4 separate regions of the Homo sapiens genome follow, and all the other regions are linked to region 3. The links are chromatin contacts, found by Hi-C or POLR2A ChIA-PET in ENCODE. All regions are on one chromosome and are shown on one strand. The core of a region is the stretch at or near the end of the contact, and the rest is flanking DNA. Distances in the headings are between cores, read along the strand shown.

Region 1 (2,700 bases), core at 3-2,502, 100 kb before region 3:
CTCAGCCTCCCGAGTAGCTGAGACTACAAGCGCCTGCCACCACGCCCAGCTAATTTTTTTTTTTTTTTTTTTAGTAGAGACGGGGTTTCACCGTGTTAGCCAGGATGGTCTCGATTTCCTGATCTCGTGATCCACCAGCCTCAGCCTCCCAAAGTGCTGGGATTACAGGCGTGAGCCACCGCGCCGGGCCGGGTTTGCGTTTTTTTGAGACAGTTTCGCTCTGTCGTCCAGACTGGAGTGCAGTAGCGCGATCTCGGCTCAGGGAAACCTACGCCTCCTGGGTTCAAGCGATTTTCCTGCCTCAGCCTCCCGAGTAGCTGGGATTACCGGCGCGCGCCACCACGCCCAGCGTTTTTTTTTGTTTTTTTTTTTTTTTAAAGTAGAGACGGGGTTTCACCATGTTCGCCAGGTTTGTCTCGAACAAGTGCTGGGATTACAGGCGTGAGCCACTGCGCCGGGCCAACTCTGGTTTTATAAGAAAATATCCTTTTGTGGACGTGTTTTTAAACCCGGCTTAAGTAGAAAGCTTCAGCTATAAACCTACCACTAGATTAACACCAGAAATGCAGGATTAGGCAACGTGAAAGTTAATTATTCCCTTCCAAGGAGGTGCCTGCCTCCATTCTCAAGTGGACTGGCGCAGTTGGAAGCTCTCCCCAGGGCAGGGCCACAGGTGACTCAGCAGCGAGTCACTGGGCGCTGGAGAGGGGGAGCCAGGAAGTGCTGCACCGTCGGTGCGGGAGCGCACGAGGGCCTCCGGGGCCCAGTTTGTAAGGCAGTAGGAAGGAGAGGTCGCTTGAGAAAACGTGGGGAGGGATTTTTAGTTTAAGTTCTTGGAGGCCAATGAGCAGGCTCCCTGACCTTCCTCCCTAGGGCAGTAGCGGGCCCTGCGGGGAAAGCCCTCACTAGGATCAAGAGGGCTTTCCATTTCCACTGATGGCCGCACCCGGGCCAGGTTTTCCGGCCCGAACTGGTGTCTGCCAAGTGAACTCGACCTTCCAGCCCGGCCGCCACAAGCCAGGTTAACCGGAGGGGCCCGGGGTAGTCTGGAGCTGTCCTGGGCGCGGCCCGAGGTGCAGGCAGTAGTTTCCGGGCCCGCCGTCCCCTGGGACGCGCACTCTTCCCCAGCCCCGAGGGAACCCCACTCACCATGACTAGAACTTGAAGGGGTCTGCGGCGGTGAAGGAGGCGAAGGGACGGCAACAAGGATCTCCCACTAACAGACTACCAAGGAGTCCGGGGGAGAAGTAGTGAAAGGGTGGCCGGCCCCGAAGGGCCTTATATACCCGGTCCCCGGCCACGTGTCGGGAGGGCGGGCCCCAGACCCCGCCCCGTGCCGCTGCGGCCCCACCTTCGAGCCCTGGCCTGCGCCCGGCCGCACCCGCGGAGTGGGGGCGCGCGGCGCTGATTGGCGGATTCAAAAGTTCAAACCAAACTCGTCGGAAGGAGCCAGGAGCAGGAAGAGGAGGAAGGGGAGGAAGGGGAGGAAGGGGAGGAAGGGGAGGAAGGGGAGGAAGGGGAGGAAGGGGAGGAAGGGCAGGAAGGGCTCTGGGGCTGGAGAATGGGCCGGGACAGGGACAGAGGTGTCCACTGGGAGGAGGGAGCAGGCCGGACGTCTGCCCCGTCCCCGGTGGGTGCGGGGGCGTCAGGTGGGCAAAACCCCAGCGAGGGGAAGCTCCAGGTAAGAGGGCGACCGCGCCCAGGAGGGAAGCCCTTACTGCACCGCCCCGGCCTCGCCCCCGGTCCCCGCGGCTGCGCTCCCTACGCCGCCGGGGAGGCGCCGACGCCGGGACCAGGCTGCGGGTTCCGCCTCGGAGTCCTGGCTGCCGGGCACCCCGGCTGGGCCCGCGGGCGCCCGCTCCCCTCGCCGCTGAGGGCTGTCCAGAGAGAGGGCTTGCTCCCCACTCTAGGTCTGAATCACCACGAACGCGCCTTAAACTCTATTCCCACCTTTTTGGTTGCTTTTCCTTACGTCCTCTTTAAATGAGCCTTTGGCTTCTAACAGTCTCCTCCCGATAGGCGCAAAAGCAGTTTTTTCAGTTCATTAGGATAATGAATAGCTTACATTTTTTGATTGCTAACTATGCAGAGTAGTTGGCTTTTTTTTTTTTTTTGAGACGGAGTCTCGTTCTGTCACCCAGGCTGGAGTGCAGTGGCGCGATCTCAGCTCACTGCAACCTCTGCCTCCCGGGTTCAAGCGATTCTCCTGCCTCAGCCTCCTGAGTAGCCGAGACTACAGGCGCGTGCCACCACACCTGGCTAAATTTTTGTATTTTTAGTAGAGACGGGGTTTCACAGTGTTAGCTAGGATGGTCTCGATCTCTTGACCTCGTGATCCGCCCGCCTCGGCCTCCCAAAGTGCTGGGAATACAGGCGTGAGCCACCGCGCCTGGCCGAGTAGTTGGCTTTTCATATCACATGATCACATTTCATCCATATGACAAACTCTATGAATTATTATCCCTAGTTTACAGATGAGGAAAGTAGAGCTCCGAGGAATTAAACCCTTCAACACTAACTTGTACTGCGTCATACTAAATGTGCCTCTCTGACCATCTCTGCCAAGGTTTCTCAGAAGCGCCTTTTATTTCTGTTGTTTTTGTTTCTCTGCAACTCTATCATGTTATCTTAGCTCATGAATTCCTTGACCATCTCTGGGAGATACAGAGTTTATGGAAATATTGAGGGAACAAAAGTGAA
Region 2 (2,700 bases), core at 73-2,572, 100 kb after region 3:
GAGACCAGGGCGAGCGGATCACGAGGTCAGGAGTTCGAGACCAGGCTGGCCAACATAGTGAAACCCTGTCTCTACTAAAAATACAAAAAAGTAGCCGGGTCTGGTGGTGTGCGCCTGTAATCCCGGCTACTAGGGAGGCTGAGGCAGGAGAATCGCGTGAACCAGGGAGGCGGAGGTTGCAGTGAGCCGAGATCGCACCACTGAACTCCAACCCGGACGACAGTGCGAGACTCTGTCTCAAAAAATAAAAAAAGTTCTCTTGGACAGCATCGTAAACCCTTTCCTCACAAAGCTGGCATTGGATCGAATCTGCCTGCCTCTTTCTCCACATCTTCTTTTAAAAAAACGTAGTATAATTATTTGTAATCCTAGGAAAAACGTGGCCTTTGGTTTGAATAATGGCTCAACTTCTCACTAGATGTAGTTCTGTGGGCAATTTTACCTATTGTAGCCTTAATCTTCATCTGTAATATGGAGATAATTCCATGTAACTCATAATGAAGGCGAGGAATAACTAAGAATATATAAAGTATCTGGACATAGTTAATTTGTCTCCTTTTGTCCACCCCATGTGTGCGTTGATGCAGAAGAGGCATTCCAATGTTTTCTCATCCAGACTTATGGTGGGGGGGTGGTGCCTGCAAAGAGTATGTTTTGCGATCTTGTCCAGGACAGTACTCCGGCCAGGTAGCAGCGAGGCTACCTCAGTTTACTAAAAAAGGGACACGGGTACTGAATATCTGGAAGGACTGGAGGTGGGAGTGGGGGCACCCTGAAAAGGGAGGCTCTACCTTTATGTTTCGATGGGGAGGTGTGTATAGTGACTGTGTGGGCACCGACAGTCCTTCCTCACACGGGGGACTGGGAGTCAGGAGGAACGACTAGGGACTCGTCCAGTTTTCTTCGGGTCCCCAAACGTGGCAAGAGTCCACCCTCTGCAGCGCCAGGCGCCGTACCTCACTTTCTCCATTTGCGGACTCCAGTTCCCAGGATGCTGAGCAGCGGCCAATCTCCTGGCTCTTCTTCCATCCCCCTCCCGGGAAAGACTGCCCCTGGCCAAAGCAAGGGGCAGTTGGAACTTCAGGGACCAACGACTGCAAGGGTATGGAATTAGACAGCGGCCAGAGTCCTAGTTTCGCGGCCTGGGCGGTAAATGAGGCGGCTCCAGGGCCGCGGCGGAGAGGAGGGGGGCTTCGTTCCCACGTGTCTGCCCTGCTGCCGGCCCGGCGCGGTCGGGGTTAACCCGGAGCGGAAGGATCCCGCAGCGTGTGCGTAGAACTGCAGAGTCACAGCCTTTCCTCCGAGAGGGCGGGATCCCTCCGCCGCTCCGCTCCAACACAAAATAGGGCCGCCTCTTCTCCTTTCTCCCCCTCTCGAGTGGGGTGCCCCGGGCAAAAGGCCCCCCCGGATCTAGCGCCGAAGGCTTCACGAATCTTCACGACCGCTGCCCAGCTCTTGGGCCAGGAAATAGCCCCTTCGCAGGAACCACCCTACCGGCCGAACAGGAGGCGGAGGGGGGGAGGCGGAGCGGCGCCGCGCTGCACTACTTTCCTCTCCGGTTGCAAATGGCTGCCTCGTTCCCCACTTTCCGCTCAGTTTCCTGACCCCCCGGTGCCGGGAGCCGGGGTTGGGCCATGCACCTCTAGGCCGCCTGCGATCACAGTCAGCCGGGGGTCGAGGGGGTGCCACCGACCAGAGCCGGCCAGGCCGGGGGCGGGGCAGCTCCCGAGGCCAGAGGGGAAGGGAGGCGAGCGCAGGGCCTGGAGCGGCCGGAGGGGAGCGGGCAGAGGGCTCGCACCGCCCGCCCCTTCCTTTTCCTCGCCTACCTAGCCTCCTCCCTTCCCCGGGGGGAGCAGAAGGTGGGGGGCTCGAAGCCGCCGAGGGTGAGCGCTCGGGGTCGAGAAGCCCGGCGCTGGGTGTGTGTCAGGTTCAGCCCCGCGGCCCCGCCGGCCCCGCGTCGCCGTAGCTCGCGCGGCCCCGGGCGCCGGCCGGGGCGGGGAGAGGGGCTCGGCGCTCCTGCGAGGGTCTCACGTTCCATCCGGGCCAGGCGCGGGGCGGCGCGGCATTCCTTCCGGGCTGCTGGGGAGGCGCCTCGACGTTCCATCTGGAGAGCCTCGACGTTCCGCCCGAGCCCGGCGCGGGCGGCCGGGGCGCTGGCCGGGCCCTAGGACTGAGAGGCCGCCCGGCGACGCGGATGCGGAGCCTGCTCGCCCAAGATCAAAGCCACCGGTGCTCTCTTTGTGTCCGCTCGGGATTCGCCGCCCTGGGGCTGTCCATGGAAACCTAAACTGCTGGAACCTGAGGCAGAGAACCCCTCTTTGGCTTCTTGCTGTTTTTTTGTGGGGGGAGGGTGGCCACTCCGACCTGGATTTACCGTTCTTGGCCCCCCTAAGCCCCCCCGTGCGGGGGGCGGCTGTGATCGCTCTGGCGGTTGGAGGTCGGGGAGCGGCCCGGGCTCTGGCCATGTTCTCGGATGAGGATTTCTGGATCGCCCTGTGAAGAGGTGAGTGAAGTCCGCCCGGCCAGGGCCCAGAAAGGGTTGGACTGGGGGCACAGCCAGATGGACTATCTTAGCCGGAGCTGGCCTTTAGGTTGGAGAAGGGGGTGCCAGAGCTGGGGAGCGTTCCTTTGGCAGGGTCTGTCAAGGGAACCTGAGCCAGTCACCAGGGCAGAACTGAGGCCTGGTGTCTTGGGGTGTGC
Region 3 (2,700 bases), core at 154-2,653:
TCACGCCCGGCTTTTCTTTCAGTCTTCTTATGTTTGTTTTATATATAATGTCCAGGGTTTTTAGTTGTATTTAGTGGGAGGAATTTAGGAAGTATGTCTACTCCACCTTCCCAGTGCACTTAATTTATAGGGCAATTTAAGTAGAATTAGCATCTTTGTAATCTGATACCTCCAAATAATACGTGATATATCTCTCAGTACATTAATCATAATATCTTCATAATATCTCTCAATAAAGATACTATTTTCTTGCAGATGTCTTGTTCTTTTGTTGTTATTGTTGTTGGTGTTAGTGTGAAAGAAAATAGAATCTTGGGACCCCAAACTCACTATGCCAAAGGGACATTAAGCTTGAGAGCTGAATTACTGCATTCCTTTTGTTACCAGATAGCTGTAATTTCACAATCCTGTACCATAGCCTCATTTCCTCTACTTCCCCTTTTCACATGTAAAATGTCAATTTACTGAGGCTAATCAGAGCCTCACAAGAATGTAACAATTCGCCTCACTACCTACCCTACCTCCCGTTTTCCCCCTCCTGCTTGCTCTTTCTCCTTTAAATAATGAAGTTCCCTGCCAGGTATGGTGGCTCACACCTGTAATCCCAGCACTTTGGGAAGCCAAGGTGGACGGATCACCTGAGGTCAGGAGTTCAAGACCAGCCTTGCCAACGTGGTGAAACCCTGTCTAAAGGGGGTTTTGGGAATTCTTAAATTCTAATCGTTTATATGTAAATTTTGCGGACAATTTTTGCATACATGTCATGATGTTACCAGTGGAGGGTGTCCAGGTCCCTGGTGTCTTAAACAAAGATTTGGACAAAATGTACAAAGTAAGGAAAGAATGAAGCAACAAAAGCAGAGATTTGTTGAAAATGAAAGTACACTCCACAGGGTGGGAGCAGGCCAAACATAGGGGCTCAAGGGCTCAGTTACAGAATTTTCCTGGGTTTAGGGTGTGGTGGCTCATGCCTGTAATCCCAGCACTTTGGGAGGCCAAGGTGGGCAGATCACCTGAGGTTGGGAATTCAAGGCCAGCCTCACCAACACAGAGAAACCCTGTCTCTACTAAAAAATACAAAAATTAGCCAGGCATGGCCCGTGGTGGGTGCCTGTAACCCCGGCTACTCAGGAGGCTGAGGCAGGAGAATCTCTTGAACCCAGGAGGCGGAGGGTGCAGTGAACTGAGATCGCACCATTGCACTCCAGCCTGGGTGTCAGAGTGAGACTCTGTCTCAAAAAAAAAAAAAAAAAAAGAAAGAAAGGAAGAAAAAAGAATTTTCTGGGGTTTACATCCCCTCTAGAGGTTCCCACTGGTTACTTGGTGTACGCCCTATGTAAATGAGGAGGATATTTTTTGTCATAGCTGAAGTGTTTTCATTTTCATTTGATTTAGTTCTAGGAAGTCCTTAGGTTCCCTGCCTCTAGTCCCTATTCTCCTGCCTCAGTGAGTGGTGCAAGGTTAGAGATAAGCAGGTCCTTGCATGTTTGTGTCTTTCCACAGTGTCAGGCTTTTACTGATGCTATTGCAATCACAAAAGCCAGGAGCTACACGGAGTTCCCAAGGGGGCAATCTCCTTAGTACTGTTACAGTAGGTAGTTAGACAGGCAAGAGCAGGGCAGGAGAGGGCTCCCTGCACCCACCAGGAATGTCAGGTGACCAATGGTCAGGCAGTTGTCACACTACCTATCTAAAATAATTGGTCACAGCCAGTACCAGGGAGAGGCAGTTTCCCAACAGATAAACACCTGAAATTGGTAATCAGCAGCTTCCGTAAGATCTAAGGAACTGGGCGAGTGGGCTCGAGCATGCACATTAAGAGGCAAAATGGAGGCATATGACCTTCCAGGGCATTCCACCAGAAAAGGGAAGAAAACCTCAGGTGAATATGTTTACAACTCCAGTAAACACACTGCGCATGCTCACCTGCCAGGCGTTAGTAGGCCACTGTGCATGTGGGCAGCTCACCCTAAGGCAAGAATGAAGGGAAAGGGGCACAAAATACTAGAAGTAGACCAGCATATGAAATCCAAGGTCTGGACCGGGCCCAGTGGCTCATGCCTATAATCCCAGCACTTTGGGAGGCCAAGGAGGGTGGATCATTTGAGGTCAGGAGTTCAAGACCAGCCCGGCCAATATGGTGAAGCCCTGTCTCTATTAAAAATACAAAAATTAGGGCTGGGCACGGTGGCTCACGCCTGTAATCCTAACACTTTGGGAGGCTGAGGTGGGCGGATCACGAGGTCAGGAGATGGAGACCATCCTGGTTAACATGGTGAAACCCGGTCTCTACTAAAAATACAAAAAATTAGCCAGGCGTGGTGGCAGGTGCCTGTAGTCCCAGCTACTCAGGAGGCTGAGGCAGGAGAATGGTGTGAACCCGGGAGACGGAGCTTGCAGTGAGCCAAGATCGCGCCACTGCACTCCAGCCTGGGCAACAGAGCGAGACTCCATCTCAAAAAAAAAAAAATACAAAAATGAGCCAGAGCACAGTGGCTCACACCTGTAATCCCAGCACTTTGCAAGGCCGAGGCAGGCGGATCATGAGGTCAGGAGATCAAGACCATCCTGGCTAACACGGTGAAACCTCATCTCTACTAAAAATACAAAAAAAAATTAGCCAAGGGTGGTGGCGGGTGCCTGTACTCCCAGCTACTTGGGAGGCTGAGGCAGGAGAATGGCATGAACCCCAGAGGCAGA
Region 4 (2,700 bases), core at 177-2,676, 72 kb after region 3:
AGGGAGAGGGAGGGGGAGGGAGAAAATGGGGCTATGCCTGGCTTAGGGGCAACCTCGTACTGAGAGGAGGTGATACCGGGTCCTAGGTAGGTAGGGCTGATGGTGCGCACTCCTTAAAGAGGACTATTTAGCCTCTCCCCCAGTGCTTCAGCCCCACCCGATAATTTTATTTTATTTCTTATTTATAAATTGTAATATAATGATTCCCTTGCCCAGCTTGCCAAGGTGAGGGGCTGGGGCATGGCATTAACACTGTCTGACACAGCCAGCCAGTCTGACATCTGACGTTTTCCTGCAAGGTGGGCTAATAAAGGGAAGGCTTTCAGGAGCTTACTGGAAAACACTTCCATTCAGAGGGTGATTCACCTCCAGAGAGGGGGATAAAGGTGGCCAACCTGAGTTAACAGCTTACTTCCGGCTCCCCCTCCTTCCTCAGCAGGGTCTTTGGGACCCTTTTCCTCCCTTCAGAAGGGGCATCCCAACCCATAAGCAACAGAGCCCACAAGAGTCGTACCCTTTTCCAGGCTGCTGTTTCCGTCTCCCATCCAGAGAGGACCAGCATTTCGCTCCTGCGGCTGAAGGGTCCAGGGTTGTCCCAGGTGGGAAAGACTGTGCACACCTCTTCTCTGTTTATAGGGGCTCCAGCAGGGGCTCAGGCCCCTATGAGTACTGATACTCAAAGCATCTAGTCCCCTATTGTTAGCCAGTAGTCCTGGTCCCCATCCTACCTTGGTGGCAGGGCCTGGATGGGGTGGATGTTTTTTCTGATATGCCACTGGGCCAACTGATGATCCATGGGAAACCTGGGTAATAATTTGCAATCGTCGCATAGTCATGGCCTGAAAAAGGAAGGGGGGCACAGTAAGAGGCTGGAATATTTCCTTACTGAAGGGCTGCTCAGAGAGAGAGAATGGATTCAGCCTGGGTGTATGTGGGGGAAGTAGATTCCCTAAACAAGGGCATATCAGCATTACAACCCGAGCTCCCCTCCTGATCGCTGGCCCTGATTGTTGTTTCTACTGGCTTGGTCTTCAGCGCCTCCTCCTCCCTCTCCCATTATCACCAGCTCTACTTCCCTAGCCTGGGTGTTTTTGGAACCTTTAGGTTCCAACGCAGTAGACACCTGGAATCCAGGCAGGCAGGTGCCCCTGAGTTAGGAATGGAAGCTCTGGAGGAAGCTGGGCTGCTCCAGAAGGGAAGTGTCTTGGGTGGAGGTGAGGCGGGGAGGAGGAAATAGTCGGGGGTTGTTGGTACCACCCGGAGCTCGCCCTTGCCAGTAGCCGCTGTGCGCTCCCATCGCACAGGGTCCCTGCTATACACCGCCCTCTGGTGGCCTTCAAGAGAATTCTAGGCCTATGCATATGGTTCTCTGAAACGGAAGGCAAGCGGTCTCAGACATGGAAGGGTGTACTGGACCTGCGCAAAGGAGCCCGCTCCCAGGAGGGAGAGATGATGGGTGGGCCTTGTTAAGCTGCCAGCGCTGAGTCACACATATCAGGAGCTGTCAAGGAGTCCACCTGCTTCTCCTTGGGCAAGTCGTTCCAAACCATGGCACTTTTACATCACTCCTGCCTAGTTTAGCTCTGTGGTTCCTGGAAGCTGCAGATGCCCTACTAGTATACCTGTAGTAGCCCAGACTTCCTTATGTATCAAAGTTGCCGCCTCATGTCCCTCACCCTCATGACCCTTGAGTTCAATTGTCAAGGAGGTGAAAGCATAATAGGGTTCCAGGTAGTGCTTGATAAAGGCAATATTTGGAAGCAGGTCAAGTTTACCTTTGGTGTCCTTCCACCCACTGCTGCCCTCAACCCACACTGAGGCTCTGTTGCCACCTTTGTTTTTCCGGGTCTCAGAAACACATCCCAAGCTGTGGACCTTTCCTACTTTCTAAACCTGCCCTTGTCTCTTTTTATCAGATCTGGTGCCTTCCTGTCATGTCACCACAGGTGATGACTAATCCGATAAATGAATTAGTTGTCCTATGTTGATGGGCTCCTTGGTTTTACTGCCCTTCCCAGGTAATCAGGTAATGCATATATATATACATGTATTTTTTAAAGAGACAGGATCTCGCTCTGTTGCCCACGCTGGAGTGCAGTGGTGTGACCTTGGTCCCCTGTAGCTTCAACCTCCTGGGCTCAAGCAATCCTCCCACCTCAGCCTCTCAAGTAGCTGGGACTACAGGTGCATGCCGCTATGCCTGGCTAATGTTTGTATTTTCTGTAGAGACAGAGTCTTGCTACGTTGCCCAGGCTGGTCTTGAACTCCTGGGCTCCCGCCTTTGCCCCACAAAGTGCTGGAATTACAGGTGTGAGCCCCTGTGCCCAGCAGTAATACATATATCTTACAGTTTTAACCTTTAACCATAAAATCATAATGGTGATGATTCCTAGCACTGTAATAAGTTAGCTAGGGAGATATTTCAGGACAAGGAGAACTCATTGGTTTCCCTTAAACTACATCCTGTAAGTAACTTTCTAGGCTTGAGGCTTACCTCTCAACCCTCACTTCCTCCCTTTATTATCTTTATTCCTTTGAGGCCCCTCCTAACTCTCAAAAAAAAAAAAAATCCATGACTTGCCTTCAAGCGGCAATGCGCACCATCTTGGTGCAGCAGGTGGGCATATTCACTTGGCCATGCAACACCTCCCAATTGCAGCACCTTTCACCATCAACAAAATAGGCGATGATGATTTGGCT

The links. Hi-C counts contacts between places; a loop is a spot of excess contacts on that map. ChIA-PET counts read pairs that join two places held with the same protein, here RNA polymerase II (POLR2A). Pooled maps may share reads with other maps.
Region 1: a loop to region 3 is called in a pooled map, with 2.4 times the contacts of the local background. The contact joins the promoter of TUBA1C here to the enhancer-like site in region 3. A Hi-C loop is called at or near these places in 2 of 50 pooled maps. POLR2A ChIA-PET finds 5 or more read pairs at or near these places in 9 of 52 experiments (A673, H1, IMR-90 and 6 more).
Region 2: a loop to region 3 is called in a pooled map, with 2.1 times the contacts of the local background. The contact joins the promoter of KMT2D here to the enhancer-like site in region 3. A Hi-C loop is called at or near these places in 2 of 50 pooled maps. POLR2A ChIA-PET finds 5 or more read pairs at or near these places in 5 of 52 experiments (CD8-positive, alpha-beta memory T cell, MCF 10A, OCI-LY7 and 2 more).
Region 4: a pooled map shows a loop between it and region 3 (2.4-fold over the local background). The contact joins two enhancer-like sites. A Hi-C loop is called at or near these places in 2 of 50 pooled maps. POLR2A ChIA-PET finds 5 or more read pairs at or near these places in 2 of 52 experiments (B cell and endothelial cell of umbilical vein).

Annotation. Positions count from the first base shown.
Region 1 is chr12:49,263,634-49,266,333 of GRCh38, reverse strand. It overlaps TUBA1C (tubulin alpha 1c), which reads right to left and starts at 1,252. Exons shown (of 4, transcript NM_032704.5): 1 at 1,150-1,252. The coding sequence starts at 1,152. RefSeq lists silencers at 623-836, 1,191-1,450, 1,491-1,930 and an enhancer at 901-1,060.
Region 2 is chr12:49,059,416-49,062,115 of GRCh38, reverse strand. It overlaps KMT2D (lysine methyltransferase 2D), which reads left to right and starts at 1,322. Exons shown (of 55, transcript NM_003482.4): 1 at 1,322-2,503. RefSeq lists an enhancer at 1,255-1,504 and silencers at 1,555-2,174, 2,336-2,630.
Region 3 is chr12:49,159,359-49,162,058 of GRCh38, reverse strand. No RefSeq gene overlaps it. Among named protein-coding and RNA genes, the nearest start is that of TUBA1A, 28 kb to the left of the region's middle. Within about 2 kb of position 1,403, at least 3 of the 41 ENCODE cell types and tissues checked have a DNase peak (open chromatin) inside an H3K27ac peak, as active enhancers do.
Region 4 is chr12:49,087,062-49,089,761 of GRCh38, reverse strand. DHH (desert hedgehog signaling molecule) reads left to right here. Exons shown (of 3, transcript NM_021044.4): 3 at 1-2,700. Among named protein-coding and RNA genes, the nearest start is that of DHH-AS1, 3.7 kb to the left of the region's middle. RefSeq lists enhancers at 1,461-1,510, 1,551-1,620. Within about 2 kb of position 1,426, at least 2 of the 41 ENCODE cell types and tissues checked have a DNase peak (open chromatin) inside an H3K27ac peak, as active enhancers do.